Linked DNA regions of Homo sapiens: region 1 is linked to region 2. A link is a loop called in an ENCODE intact Hi-C map of the cell type or tissue named here. Cell type or tissue: GM12878. All regions are shown on one strand.

Region 1 (8,000 bases), 230 kb before region 2:
ATGAATTCGACTGAAGGAAACACAGATTATTATTATTAATATTAATCTTTCCACTTTTCCTTAAGAACATCATACTACCTCGAGTCTAAGGCTCTATACAACATAGTAAGTACATTCAAGACACTTCCTTCATCTTCAAACCTCACATTGCCCAGTAACACACTAGTAATTTATTGATCCTATTTCACCTCCAAATAAATCCCAAAGACATTTAAACTTATTTTCTGCTCCAGACTCTTCACTTCCGCTTCTTCATTAATCTTTTTTTTTAACCTTAGTTTCTCTATTCCAGCCTTTTACCAGATCAAGGATAAAACTAGGGCCCCTAGAACAAGTGCCTAGAGCCATTTAATCCAATATATGACTTCTGCTACCTAAGGTGCTGAGCAAGCGCATATAAAATAAAAGGAGCAAATAACAGCTCATCTTTTGCACGAATATTACATATAGTACAGTTCCCCAAAATGATGCACACTAGCCTTCCATATCTCCCTGTGCTCACTTTATAACAGCACTAGCTTAATAGAACACTTGTCTTGGGCTTTATGGACCAAGCACGTTTATCTCCATCATCTTGCTGATTTTGTTTAACTTGCTTTGTGAGCAGGGAAAGGCTCTTTTAATCATAGTGATGAAATCTCATGATTCCAATCCAGGATGCTGGCAGAAATAACTCAATTTGTATCCTGAAATTTGCTAGCTTAGAAAAAAATTCCAGCTCAGAAATCAAATATCCAACCAAAAGGATTAAAGATTTCTTCTCCTGTAAACTGGATATTGGTGAGAGAAAAACATATAAATACCATGTCCATATTGTATCCTCCGGTTTGTGCCAACTGGTCAGATGAGGCATTGTGGTTTTCTATTTTAAATAGAAACAAAAAAAGATAACAAAATAATGACTTTTTATTTTTTTTTTGAGACGGAGTCTCACTCTGTTGCCAGGCTGGAGTGCAGTGGCGGATCTCAGCTCACTGCAACCTCTGACTTCCTAGTTCAAGGGGTTCTCCTGCCTCAGCCTCCCGAGTAGCTGGGATTACAGGCACGTGCCACCATGCCCAGCTAATTTTTGCATTTTTAGTAGAGACGGAGTTTCACCGTGTTGGCCAGGATGGTCTCGATCTCCTGACCTCGTGATTCGTCCGCCTTGGCCTCCCAAAGTGATGGGATTACAGGCGTGAGCCACTGAAAATCATGATTTTAACTGAAGAATTTTCTTTCCTGTTTAGATTCCTCAAGTATACATTCTAAAAACATACTATAACTTTAGGTTCGTAATGTTTATTGCAAGTATAATTCTATAATAATGTATTAATTACTTAGTATTATACTTTCCCACTAGGCAGTAAACTCTACAAGAGCAGGAACTTGCCCATCTTGTTCTGCACAGAAGTCTGACTACCTAGCGAGAAGACAATCTACATCTCACGAGAAACTGAATGAAAGTAGATCAAACTGAAGCTAACAAAGGTAACTTTCTAAAATGGGTATTTAACATGTAGATAATTTTTTCCTTAGAAGTATTTCAGGATAAACATACAAATGAATATCACAACCCTGAATTAGGTTCTTCTCAAATGCTCAGATTTTTTAATGAGCAAGAAGCACAACATCAAATAATATGCTATGTCATGAAATCATGTATGTTAATCAGAAAAGTGAAAAAAGAGGTTCCACGATAACCAAATAAAATGGAAACAAACTAATAACAGCAAAAAAAGTTCATTATGGTGAAGTCATGTGATACAATATTATGCAGTCATTTGAAACTGATGTTTATAGGGAATTTTAATGACACCGAAAAATACTAGTAATAGATAATATTAAGGGGAGCATCCCAAAAGATATACTGTATGATGCCAACTGTGCTTTAAAATTCATGTGTAGTTATATATTCATATGTATATGTGTGTAAATGTGCATGTATATATAGTCTAGATACATATGTAGGTATATGCATATATATCCATATGTATACATATAAATGAAAGATATCAAATTGTTAATAGTAGTTATTTCTGGATGGTACAGTTATGAGTGACTATAACTTCTGTATGTGGATCTTCCAAATTTTCTGAAACAAACATATAGTGTATGTTTTCTTGTAAATATACCTATAGACTATATACTGTTTTTCATACCATAGTTTCCACAGCATAAACCTTGGTATCAATCCAATTATTTGCAGAGTCATCAGGCAAATGAGTGAATCAAATGTAATAATCCCAAATATCTTGAGTTGGCATCACAATTGACAGATTAAAGTAAATAAACACAGAGTGGGCATGTTTTATATGTTGCTGAGAGTTATGGGCAATGCGAGCCTGAAAGCTATTAGCTTTCAAATATGACAGACTATTTGAAATGGAGAAGGGAAAGATAACCTACGTTTCTGATACTAACAAGTTGTAGCTCACATTTCCACATGGAGAAGGATCAAATGTACGTTCCCTTTCTGTTATCCTATTTGTCATATTCTTTATTGAAAAAAATAATGACCTTAAGTAAAAGATACGTTATGTACCAAGATGTTCATCCTATTTATTCTGGAAAAGGGCTGAAAGCCACCATATAACAGAGCTTGGCAGATTTATCTCTAGGGTTCTCTTGTCAATTTCTGTTTTGTGGGGGAAGGGGTTTGCTATGATTGAGAAAGGAAAATTAATGTTTTCTTTTCTCTCCAAATATATCCTAGCTTAAGCAGTACACAGCCCCCAACAGAGCATCCCCCTATCCCACCTCCACTTTGGTTTCAGTCAAGACATGGAATCAATTCTGCCCTTACCTAGGGCTATGGACTCAGAACTCCCCCACACCATCTCCACAGGGCCTCAGAATATTTCTATTAGTCTTTTGCCCCTTAAGACTCACAGGTACCTATTTATGTTTTTTTTGTCATATCCTAAAATTTTAGTTAATTTATAATTAATGGTGTTTTCTTATAATAATTTTCCATGGCTTATAATACATTTCTATACTGCTTCTCTTATTTGTATCCTTGGTAAACTTTATCTTCTAACTTGACTAGAAAAAAATCCCACTCTTCTTTTAAACAAACCACAAATTGACAGTCAGGACATCTCAATGTTTAAAGAACAGCAAATAAAATTTGGCTATATATGCCACAAAATATCCCTACACACACACAGACACACACACACACATGAACAGCATATTGGGAAATATTTATAATAATTTTATACCTTGTCTACTGCAAATCTTTATAATGAACACCATATACTATGGACATGTGTTATATTTTCCCCAAAACAGATGTAAATTAAAGCAGCTGCTCAGAAAGTCTTCCGATCTTGAAGAAAATTATAGCTGTGAAGTGTAAAGGCAAATACTCCAATTACAGGAACTACACAGCTTTGCAATAATGACAATCAAATTATTTTAAAAACTGTGATGAGAATCCCCGCCCAACCCCAAGAAATTACTTTCTGAGCATTTGCTACAAGTCTCCAAAAGATAGCATTTCCTAACCATTTTAGCCTGCATTTTTAAAGCACAGGAATGATTGTTTTATCAATTAAAATTTCTAGTTTACAGATGGTTACCTAGTCTTAATCTGGTGAAATTAGAACCTCAGACTTCATTTTAAGACAAGAAAAGAAAGTAAATTGTGGTAACAAGGTACACTGGGAACAGTAAGAATTTGTTTTCAGACAAAACTGAGGCTCAATTCCTAGTTTGGCCATTTACTAGGTACATGATACAAGGCAAGAGACTCCAACTCTCCAAGTCTCAGCCTCTTTCATAACAAAAAATTAAATAGTGCTATCTGCCTCATAAGATAGTTTTAATTCCTGAAAGAGATGACTGATGGAACACACCAGACACAGAGTAGATACTCAATGTATGTTAGCTCTTGTACCCTTCTTCACAAATACTACAAAATTTTCCAAACTGACCAAATAACTTTACACACATAAGGTTCGGACACTATTGTAACAGTTTCATGTACTATTGGAGGTATATTTAGAACATTAATTTTTTAAATGATGTTTAAGAAAGTTAAAATGTATTAATAAAAACCCTCAGATATTCCATCATGCTCTACAAAGCTATCTCTAGGTGGCCCTCTAAGTGGCTTACTTTGGGTGGTTCCAGTAAGATGCATTTCATTATTTAGATGTCTCCTTGTTGAGTAAATATAAGGTGAAGTAAAAGAATCAATACATTCATCATCTGCCTGTATACATATGCCGTGGTCTTGATTCCGTAAGAAGACATGTCTTTATTCATCTAAAGCCATGTACAAATGGAAGTAGAATTTCCAAAGACTGCTTTTAAAATTAAAGGCATGTTTCACAAGTTAGCAAAAGCCGTGCAGCCTCTTAGATCTCTGTATTGGCTAACCACACACCACGACATGCTATCCTCAGTTGGAAAGTCCCCCCACACAGTATGTAAACTCATTTTGAAACTGGAGAGAACAGTTCCTCCTATAACTCATCTGGGCAAGTTTATATAAAAGAATAATTTTTCAGAAAGCCACAGAGGTTCTCTCCCAAGATTGCTGAAGTATAATTATGGACAAGTGTAAATATGGAAAGAGAAGCTGACTAAAAGTAAAAAGCACAGTGAATAAGCGTTTATAAAGATTTATATAAAAAGAAACAAAAACAAATAAAAACTTCAGCCCACCTAATAAAGTAATTTTAGTAATACCCATTCATGTACCACCCTCCCCACCACCTCCCTTCCCGAGAAACAAAAAAAATGGTTAGACTGCATGTTAACATGTAAAGATACCTGTATCTATTTATATTTTATCTATATATTATATTTAATTAGGGTGAAATAATAAAATGCACTAATTATATAGTATTTACATACATACACTATGTATACACACACATAGTAAAGGCAAAAATGGAAAGATAAAACATAATATTCTTAAATGGTTACTTACTGGAGGGGAGAAGGCAGAGATAGAAGATGGACTTTTTTGACAGTATCTTGTTTTCTAGATGCTACTTTGGAGTCATGTAAATATTTTCTGTGATTGTAAAACAAAAATTTTAAATAAAAACTCCTAAAAATCAAAAATAAAATGTGACAAATGAACCCTGCATTTATAAGGTGGTAGCATAACCACACAGAGAAGAATGACTGACAGTGAAATACATTAATCCTATATCCGTAGTGGGACATAAACTAATGACAAAAGAAAAATGGTGGTATTGGTGCTGGCATTAGTAGTCTGAACTGCTGTGTATATCAAAGCAAGTAAGTAATTCTGCCATTCCAGGAGTACAAGCATTCTCGCTGTGAGAGAAAGGAGACAGAAGTATAAGATCCAAGAGGTGAAGTAAAAACCCTGTCGTCCTGATATTTATTTTAATATACATATATATATATATATATATATATATATATGCACTTGTGTATCTGCTACACACATGCACTCAGCGTCCACTGAACAGGCCTGGAAGCAACGGCCAACCCAGTAGCAATGAGCATGCCTAGCGCCTGGCCTGTGGTTCCCCGATACCATTTCCCACCACTTCTACCTTCATCAATAGAACATTTCAATAGGTGGAGATTAAGACCCCCCAAAAGTAGGAGCAAAGACTTGGAAGCAGGAAAGGCCTACTTAGGATGAGCAAATGGCCCACCAGGCCAAGGGCTAGAAAGCAAGGGCATCTACAGTGAGACTGTCTGGAGGGGCCTGACAGGGCCCGACTGCGAGAGCTAATCTTGAAAGCAAAGAAAGATGTTTATGATTCTTGAGGAGAGGATGGGAGTCGCCCAGCTGGACCCATGGTGTTTAATTTTTTTATTTTTTTTTTTTTGAGACGGAGTCTCTCTCTGTCGCCCAGGCTGGAGTGTAGTGGCGTGATCTCGGCTCACTGCAAGCTCCGCCTCCCGGGTTCACGCCATTCTCCTGCCTCAGCCTCCCGAGTAACTGGGACTACAGGTGCCTGCCACTACGCCCGGCTAGTGTTTTTGAATTTTTAGTAGAGACAGGGTTTCACCGTGTTAGCCAGGATGGTCTCGATCTCCTGACCTCATGATCCGCCCGTCTTGGCCTTCCAAAGTGCTGGGATTACAGGCGTGAGCCAGCGCACCCGGCCGATGGTGTTTAATTTTTACAGTGCCCATGTGTGGCAGGCATGAACTCTCGTTATTCACAGATGAGGATGCTAAGGCTTATCTGGCAAGTAGAGAGCATGTGGAACAGTCCCAATTCTAAACCCAATCGCGGTTTACTAATACAGGCTTGTTTCCACTGGGCTGGCGGAGTAGGTGCCTGGCATTTAGGGCAGTTAATGGTGTCAGTGTAAGAACAAGTTAGAGAGTCATGGACAAAGCTGATCAGATAGGAGGCTTTGTCTTTCTTAGGAGCAACAGGGGCAGACTCTGAGCACCTCCGGATATATATGCTCCAGAGAGCCCATATCATCGCCAGCAACACCCCAGAAAGTGACATTCATTTGGTGAATACCTTGTAATTTTTCATCTTCATTTTAATGTTACAAACCAGTTCATCAAATTCTAACAGTTACATCAAAAAGGAAGAAAAATTTCACAACAAAAATATTCCCTCATTACATAATAAAAATTGTTGAAATCCCAAATAGAGCATACGAGAAAAAGGAAGTTTAATAAAAACTACTCAAGTGTGCCATGAAAGTATAAGCTTATTAGTGGAAATCCACAAATTTGTTTTTAAATAAGTTTGAGTCATCTGTAAATCATCCCTCCATCTTTCTTTCTACATATAAATAGCATTTATTATCTGAGCAAGCAGACAGAAAAATACCTTCTTTGATTATTTGTGTTGATTTGTGAACAGAGAACTGGACAAAATCTAAATATCTAAGAGCCCTCCTTTAACTTTAATATCGTATAGTCATTTAAAGAGACACATCCGATCAGGCAGAGCAACTGGCATGATGGTCACCTCCTCGCGCAAGGTCTCACACACTCTGCCGAACACAGAAAGCCAGTGCTGTCACGCCACAAGCTCCCTGAGGGGTTAAAACACCACTCAGATCCCCTTTCTCCAGGTGCTGACCCACTCAGTAGCCAAATCTTAGAGAGAGGAAGAGAGAGGGTCAGAACCCTGCAGAGGAAGGCTGCTCACGAGGGGGCCTGCCAACACTACCTGCACCTTAAAAACAGGTGAATCCTGACATAAGAAATGTCATTAATCTCAAGCCTCTGTGTACCAAAAAGATTTCAACATATTAGCACCTGTTTCAAGGGTGTTCCTGTTATTTGGTAACCCACACCCCATAATAAATGTTCTGGTTATAAAGGCTTGGGAGAATCACCCCATACTCTTCCCCCTGCCCACACCCACCTTTTGCTGTATTCTCACCTCTTTTATTTTCCTTTGGGTAAGCCAGAGTTGGCTAGACTTTGGAATCTAAAATCTCATCATAATGCCCAATGAGTAACTATCTCCACATTTTCTTTTACTAACATCATATTAAAATGCATTAAGCAGCCAGTGTGCCCAGTAGATACCACATAAACACTCTGAGGCTTGATTTTGGTTTGAATTGTGCAGACTAGGAGAGAGAAAATAATACAAAACTGTCCCCAAGCAGAAAGAACAGCTTCACCATTTTGCTCAAAAGTGAGCCAGTAACTGGAAAGAAAGGGTCACAAAACAAGCCTGTATCTCAGTTTCACAAAGATTGAATAATTTTGATGTGAGTAATACTAAAAAGGAGACAATCTCGTTTTAGCCTCTATGGTTCTTTAAACTGGAAAGGTATTTTTAAAAACAAGCATTCTGTATTCGCCCTTAAATGTTGAATTTTCAATTAGAGAGTGTATCCAGGTACCATGAACAACAGATTGTGCATGTTTTTAAATACTCTGTGACTCACAAGTAGAATCTTGATTACTAAAAAATAAATTTTAAAAAAGGTAAGATTTTGGGGTGGGATGATGGGCATATTGGTTGGAAGGCCAAGAATTGCTGGAGAGAGGTAGAGTATTGGAAATGTATGCCATCTCTTCTCAATTCTAAATTA
Region 2 (8,000 bases):
TTTGCACATACTAAAGTAGCTGGTTATCTTTGACAAATCAGTTAACCTCTCTGCAACTTGGATTTGTTACAGAGGTGATCAACAGTTTAATCACTCTGAGTTAGTAGACTGAGAATACCTTCTGCCCACCTGAGGGCTTTCCTTTGAAGAGATGCCATTGTTTTATATCCCAACTTATCGGGTTTCTATGTTTGATTGGTGGGAAGACAGTGCGTTGCACAATGCCTGGTCCATAACAGATGCTCAAGGAATATTTGTTGACTCAATTAACGAATGATTGAGGTGCTCAATATGCCTGAGAAATTTTCCTTTATTCTAGACAGGGTTTCGGAGTTTGTTCTATTCAAGCAAACAAGCTTGCTCTGAATTCTGTGGGTAGGAAAAAATGTCAGCCCGACAGCTTTTTCTCCCCCCCTCCTCCGTGAATGAGAAAAACAAAACAAAACAAAACATTTGAAGTAGTATAAAGAGGCAAATATAGACACCAAACACTATTAAATACAATTCAATTGTTCTTAATTGAGCTCAATCAAATTGTTTCTCACTTTGAAAGCTGGAGTATACGTCTTCCTTGCTTGGCAGGCACTTTTAACACTTCAGAAGAAATTACTGGATTGACAGAAAGAAGCTCAGAGAAACGCATATGGAAATTAAATAATTGAACACCATCATATCCAATTGATTTAAAGAAACTAAGTTCCTATTCTTTCTCCTGCTAGGCTAATTTACTATTCCAATTGACTGCAATGTGGCATTCAGCAAATATCAAATAGCTGCATGTGTCAGGGGCTTCCTTGTCCTCCACATTGACCTTGGATTAACCCTTCACCTCTTACTCCACAGCTAATTAAATCCTGTGGCAGTTCGGTGAGACATTCTTCGCTGAAATATTTAGTGAGGGTCTTAAATTCCTTCATACTTGTCGCAACCACTATGTCTACCTCCCACAGTACATCTGCTTTAGTGTCACAATATTTTGTCAAAAAACTGCAGGACTGCCATGGTAACATCATAAACCCGTCTCTCGCCCAATTCTTCAAGCAGTTTATAAGAATCCAGCTGTAAAAATTGGCCATAGGCTGCATGAACTGGTTGTTTTATGTGTGGTAGTTAACCTCTTTTCCCTTTTTTCTTCACCACTCCCACTCCAAAACCACTCATTTAAAAATATTTACAAAGTCATTTAACATTTATTTAGCCGTCAAATAGGAAATTGGAGTTGAGCTCAAGTTGACTTTTCTTACTATTATACTGCTTTCTGAGGTCAAAATTGTCACCTTTTTTTTTTCTCTTTGCCATCTGGGTGAGTTCAGCTGAAATCAGAAGTTCATTTTTATCCCTCTTTCATTTCCTCTTTTGTGGAAGTCTTCACTTCTCTAAGTGCCTTTTAAATTCAGTGGTAGCCCCATATACAGAAAACATACATAGGTATTTGTGGGAAAAGGGACAGAGATGGGAGGGACAAATCATTCTAGCACAGGAATCACCTTCATTTTCCTGGATCACATTTAACTGCACTTGAAATAGGTGAAACTGTTCCTTTTACCTTTTTCTTCAAAGAAAAGTCACATAAGGTATCTGTATCCCCATCATTCTTACTGGTTAGAGGTTTTCCCTTTGCACTGATTTGGGCACATATCTGGAAATCCCATTTGTCCCTATCCTAAGGCTTTAGATAAGGTGGGGCGAGGTTCCCTCACACATACTGGGTGAAGCTAACACAAGGGAACTCTGTCACCTAAGGAGAGGGAGATTTCTAAGTTTTGTGGAGTTTTTTTTTTTGGTTTTTGTTTTACCTTCTTTTACTTTTTATTTTTTTATAGAGATGGGGTCTTGCTGTGTTGCCCGGACTGGTCTTGAATTCCTAGACTCAAGTGATCTTCCTGCCTTGGCCTCCCAAAAAGCTGGGATGACAGGCATGAGCCACGGATCCTGGCCCGTTTTGTTCTTAAGTAAAATTAAACTTGTTAGACAAAAAGAAAGAAACAAAAAATCCAAGAAATCAACCAATATCTCCTGGAACTATTTTGAGTTAGAGCCATGGAAAGAATATAAATACATCAGCGCGGACGAGGCTTCAAGATGCCCGACAAGAGGCGCCCAGCACTGGCCTCCTCCACAAAGAACCAAAACCGCGAGTAGAAAAACGCACGTTGAATAGAGCCTGTCGGAGACCACACTAGAATTCAGCAGGAAAGTGACAAGGGACCCTGGGGGCAGGGAAGGAGAGGGCAGCAAAGCAGCCAGGCAGCCAGGATTGGCTGGGGGAGAAGGTAAGTGAGAGGCCCCAGTGGTCCACACAAGCACAGCGGACTCCTACATTCCTAGGCGCAGAAGAGCCCCTTGGCCTTTGGGGGCTCTGAGACTAGTACAGACAGCCATCTGCAGTAGGCATTGTTCCAAAGATGGGTTCACACTGGGTCCTACACACCCCTGGGACCCAAGCAGTGGCAGTGCAGTGGCATTTGGGGAGCCCATCCCCCGCCAGATTACACCCTGCCTTGGGGCCTAACCACCCCCGCACCCCACATGCCTGGAGTACCACTGACATACCCCATATCCACCCGGGGGTGCTACAGAACTACCACAGGATCCTGCAATCCCACCACTGGGTATTTATCGAAAGGAAAGGAAATCAGTACATCAAAGGGATACCTACACCTTGTTTCTTTCTTTCTTTTGTTAGACGGGTCTCACTGTGTCGCCCAGGCTGGCGTTCAGTGGTGCGATCACAGCTCACTGCAGCCTTGAACTCCTGGGCTCAAGTGATCCTCCCTTGTCAGCCTCCTGAGTAGCTGGGGCCACAGAGGCATGTCACTACAACTGGCTATTTTTTTTGTTTTTTGTAGAGATGGAATCTGTCTACGTTGCCCTGGCTGATCTCAAGCATTATCATTATCTATGTTGCTCTGGTCCTGGCCTCAAGCAATCCTCCTGCCTCAGCCCCCAAAGTGCTGGGATTACAGGTATGAGCCTGGCAGAATTTGGATATTTACTAAAGCGCTATTCACAATAGCCAAGATACAGAATCAACCTAAGTGTCCACAGACAGATGAGTGGATAAAGAAAATGTGGTAAATATACACAATGGAGTACCATTCAGCCACAAAAAAAGAATGAAATCCTGTCATTTGCAGCAACATGGGTAGAACCAGAGGTCATTATGTTAAGTGAAATAAACCCGGCACAGAAAGACAAATATCCAATATTCTCACTCACATGTGGGAGCTCTAGAAGTTGATCTCATGGAGGTAGAAATTAGAATGATAGTTACCAGAGGCTGGCAAGGGTGTGTTTTAGGGGGATGAAGAGAGTTTGGTTAATAGATTAAAAATGTATATATATATATATATATATATATTTAGATAAAAGAATAAGTTTCAGTGTTCCATAGCATAATAGGGTGGCTGTAGTTAACAATAATTTATTGTAGATTTCAAAATAGCTAGAAGAGAAGATTTGAAATTGTTACCAACACAAATAAATGATAATGTTTGAGGTGATGGAAATCTTAAATACTGTGATTTGATCGTTACACATTGTATACGTATATAAAAAAGTCACATGTACCCCCCCAAATAGGTACAAATATCATGCATTATTTAAAAATTATGTAAGTCCAGTTATGTTCATTTATATAACATTTAAGAGGTTAGATGTCCTTGAGCACAATTTAGTTGGAGGGTTTGATACAATAATCACTTAGGCTAATTTACCTCAGGACGAACATGGAATGCATATAATTAAATAGTTCCTGGTGAAAGAAGCTTGAATGGCCAGAATTGCATATCTAAATAAAAAATGGAGTTAGGCTGCCTTGGGACAAACATGGGCAGGGTCTGTTCTGAGGTTGGCCAGCTAGCTAAGGCTTATGTCCAAGACGCACAGGAGGGATTCTGATTGTAATGAACAGGGCTGGTCCAGGCACAATCATGACATTGATGAGGTTGAGGAGCTTGTATCTGGGACCCTCCCATCCTCCATTTTCCCCGCCTCTCCACTCACTAGCACTATACTTGATTCCCGGTGTAGCCACTTAACACACCCATTCTTTATGAATGATTGAATTTTACCCCTTTCATTTTTTTTTGAAAAATTTGTATAAATTTAAGAGGTACAAGTGTAGCTTTGTTCCATGGATATATTGTAGTGAAGTCTGAGTTTTTAGTGTCACCATCACTTGAGTGAGGTATACTATATCCATTAAGCAATTTCTCATCCCTCACTCCCCCTCCATCCTCACACCCTTCCCGGATTTTCATTTCTAATTGGTAATGGTAATGCACCATCTCAGGATCTGTATAATTACATCTAACATCAAGAGAGTTATAATATCTTGAAACTGTTCACCATAGCCTAGCAAATGAAATAACTTAGCTCAGACTACAAAAATTCCCCATTGGCAGTGTGTGGCAGCAGCATCAGAGTCCTTAGTCATACAATGACAGAGCCACAGAATAGTTGCAATGGAGATTGCAGTCAACTTTAAAAAACTGTTTTCACGTACTCTGCAGCTTGGAATTTCCCCTCTTGCCCCACCACCTTCATGTCAAGAACAGCTACACATGTGGGTCAGCTCTGTAAAGGGCCACACAAATTCATCTGCGATTAGTCTGGAAATTCCCTCCTACGAATGTATTGGTACGATGGAATAACAGGTGATTTTATGGGGTAAATATGTTTCAATACAACAATCATTCTGAATAGGAAAAAAAAAACCCTCTGTTTTTCTCAATGTCTGTTATATTCCAGACAGGGGAAAATGCATAGAAAGGTCAAGACAACATTTCTAGTCTCCACATAAAAAACAAGAGTTTTCTACGTAGGCTGAAGCCATCTGGATGGATGTGAACACCTAGAAAGAGAGTGGAATGGAAGAAGTTAAGGTTAAAATCTTGAAAAACTTCAATTTGATTTAATTGTCAGAAAGTGAAAGATAATTTTGAAAAAGGGTCTCCTTTTCCAGAGGAATAAGAGACAAATTGGGAACATGTCAGGGTTGCAGAAATCCAGAGAAAAGAGGTTTCAAGAAAGTAAGTGTGGATAGTACTCTCGAATTACCCTGTAAGGTCAAGTAAAACAAGCAAAGGAAAAAAGTAAGTAGCATGTTGTGAACCGAATTGTTTCCCATAAAATTCATACACTGAAGCCCTAACTCCCGATGTGACTGTATTTGGAGATGGGGCTTTTTTTGTTTTGTTTTTTTTTTTTGAGACGGAGTCTCGCTCTGTTGCCAGGCTGGAGTGTAGTGGCATGATCTCCGCCCACTGCAACTTCCACCTCCCGGGTTCAAGCAATTCCCCTGCCTCAGCCTCCCGAGTAGCTGGGACTACAGGCTTGCGCCACCAAGCCTGGCTAATGTTTATATTTTTAGTAGAGACGGGGTTTCACCATGTTGGCCAGGCTGGTCTCAAACTCCTGACCTCATGACCCACCTGCCTTGGCCTCCCAAGGTGCTGGAAATCAGGACACACACAGACAGAGGGAACACCATGTAAAGACACAAACCAAGAACAGAGGTCTCAGAAGAAACCAACCCTGCTGACACCTTGATCTGGGACTTCCAGCCTGCAGAACTGCGAGACAGTACATTTCTGTTGTTCAACCCCCCCCAATCTCTGGTGCTTTGTTATGGCAGCCCAAGCTAATGCATATAAACAACAAGGAGCCCATAGATGACCTACGATAAAGTTGTTTTGGGGAAGGATGAAGGTAGAAAACTGGATTAGAGCATGCTGAGGACTAACTGAAGGTAAGTAAATAAATGGAGTCAGGCTGTATAGACAATTCTTTCAAGAAATTTGAATGTAAAGAGAGAGTGATAAACCGGGAGAAATGGGGTTTTAAGATTCTAAGGATTAAACTTGAAAAATAGCAAATAATGAATAAGATCATCTATGCAAAAATTACCATAAAAAGGTAAAATATTTCTCAGATTAAAGAGCAGAATTACAATTCAATCATCATGCCAGTAATAAAAATAACAACAAATCAGTAATAGTATCATTTATTGAACAACTAATATAAGCCAACTTGTGAGCTTCATGCTTTATGTATTTTAACTAATTCTCTTTACAGCATAATGCCTGGAGCCTAGTAGGTATTCAATACATATTTACCGAACAAATAATGAATGACCGTACAACATAGATATTATTATTGTTCCCAAGTTATATACAGGGAAATTAAGATTCCTGTAGTTTAAGTAACTTATTCCAGGTTTATATGGCTCCAAAGTGATGATACATCTAAAGTAAAGATGTGTCAAAAGGAAAATGCCCTTAGTGAAAGTTAAAAGAGATTACAAAGGGTAAAGCTAAGAAGACTTTCATATTGCCATCCAGGACAAAGGGTACCGGGTCAGCAACACCATTGACCTTGGAGAGTCAAACCGTCTCCTGGGAAAAGGTACAGAAAGCTTTAATCTAGTGATTAGGATTATTCTAACACTAATTCCCCCCTAGGAGCCAGGGGCCAGATTGTAGATCCTGTAGGCCCCTGTAAGAACTCAGCAAGATGATAAATGACTAGTTTTCTTCCCCTACCCTGTGCTAATTTGGACTCTCTAAGAGGGAGACACGCAGATTTAGAGGGGAAAGAGATTTGGGAGAAAGGCAGGGAGAAAGGCAGAGGAGGCTGAGGGCCATTAGAACTCAGAGGTGAGACAAGATGGAAGGAGGGAAGGGTGGTTGGGAACAAGTGTCTTAGACTGCAGTGTGGTTCTAAGAAAGTACAGTTGACCCTCCATATCCACGGATTATGCATGTGCAGATTCAACCGACCACGGATTGAATATTTGGAAAAAAATACAAATATAAAACAATACAGTGAAACAACTATTTACATAGCATTTACATTGTATTAGGTATTTTAAGTAATCTAGAGATTATTTAAGGTATACAGGATGATGTACAGGATGAGGTTATATGCAAATACTATGCCATTGTAGAGAAGAGATTTGAGTATCCTTGGATTCTCAAAGGGCAGTCCTTGGACCATGATTCCCATCACAGGAAGTCCTTGTCTTTCAGGAAAGAGCCTGCCTTATGTCCCTGCCACACTTAGCCATTGGCCAGGGGCAGCCCAGGGGAAGCGTAGCCTTGGGCTTTGGGATGTGGGCTGCCTACCGTCGCACATCCTTGGCAGAATGTGGTCGTGTATTTCAAAGTGCAATCGTGGAGCTCTGGGTCAATTATGCCACCTACAGCCAAGAACTGCAAGTCCCATTATCACAGCCACCTCATATCCAGTGTTCATTTTTAGCTTCCTACTCAATAAAATTATTTTATATAAATGAGTGAATGGAAATAAAAGTACTAAGGAAATCTTAAAAAAAATGGTCCTTTTCAGTTTCTAGTTAACTAAGTAAATATTTGTAATACTACTCAGTTAAATAAGTCAACCAACAGCAACACACTATCAGGCAACTTAGAATTGGTACGAGATGAATCTTTGAAATAAATGTTTAAAATATTATCAGTGTCTCATAAAATGTCAATTTTATATCTTCTAATAGACAAGACAAGACAAAAAAAAAGGCAAAGAAAACACTCTTCTCCTTCCCTATGATCTCTTTAGTTACTAGCCTTGGATCAGCCCAGACCCCAGCTTGCCATCTCTTCTTTCATGCTCTAGCCTTCTTCCCATACTAGCTCCTGTCAAAGTTGCTCCTTGGATTCCCACTTAGCATTTATCTCAAAAGGTCAAGCACAAAGCCGCTTGCTCTCCATGTATTTGATGCAACAACCATGTGCTGAGAACTTGCTTTCTGCAGGATGGGGATTTGATGAGCCGATGATTGATGATTTTCTAAAGGAAATAAGCAAAGGAGAACAACTGGCCTGCTTTTCTCAAGGCTGTGTGCGAAGAATGTTGCCATATAATGTGCTCATTTGTAAAAGCAGTAAACTGAGTCACAGAATAAAGAATGATTTTATTTTTACACTTCCTTGAGAATCGATACCAAAGACAGAAATGTCACATAAAATTTTCAAATCCTG

What was found. Hi-C counts contacts between places; a loop is a spot of excess contacts. Peaks named below come from ENCODE experiments on the same cell type or tissue, not always from the same donor. Only the 100,000 strongest peaks of a DNase experiment are listed, where the experiment ranks them.
Region 1: it touches region 2 in a loop (8-fold over the local background); 5 of 110 quality-filtered maps call a loop at or near these places.

Annotation. Positions count from the first base shown.
Region 1 is chr6:12,048,390-12,056,389 of GRCh38, reverse strand. All of the region lies in intron 2 of HIVEP1 (HIVEP zinc finger 1), which reads right to left. Among named protein-coding and RNA genes, the nearest start is that of HIVEP1, 40 kb to the right of the region's middle. RefSeq lists enhancers at 4,115-4,194, 4,215-4,264, 4,295-4,564, 6,829-6,888. In GM12878, a CTCF peak has its summit at 4,093; DNase peaks (open chromatin) are centred at 4,359 and 6,954; H3K4me3 peaks cover 3,095 bases; H3K27ac peaks cover 5,899 bases.
Region 2 is chr6:11,821,686-11,829,685 of GRCh38, reverse strand. No RefSeq gene overlaps it. Among named protein-coding and RNA genes, the nearest start is that of ADTRP, 47 kb to the right of the region's middle. In GM12878, a CTCF peak has its summit at 7,196; DNase peaks (open chromatin) are centred at 1,365 and 4,505; H3K27ac peaks cover 5,032 bases.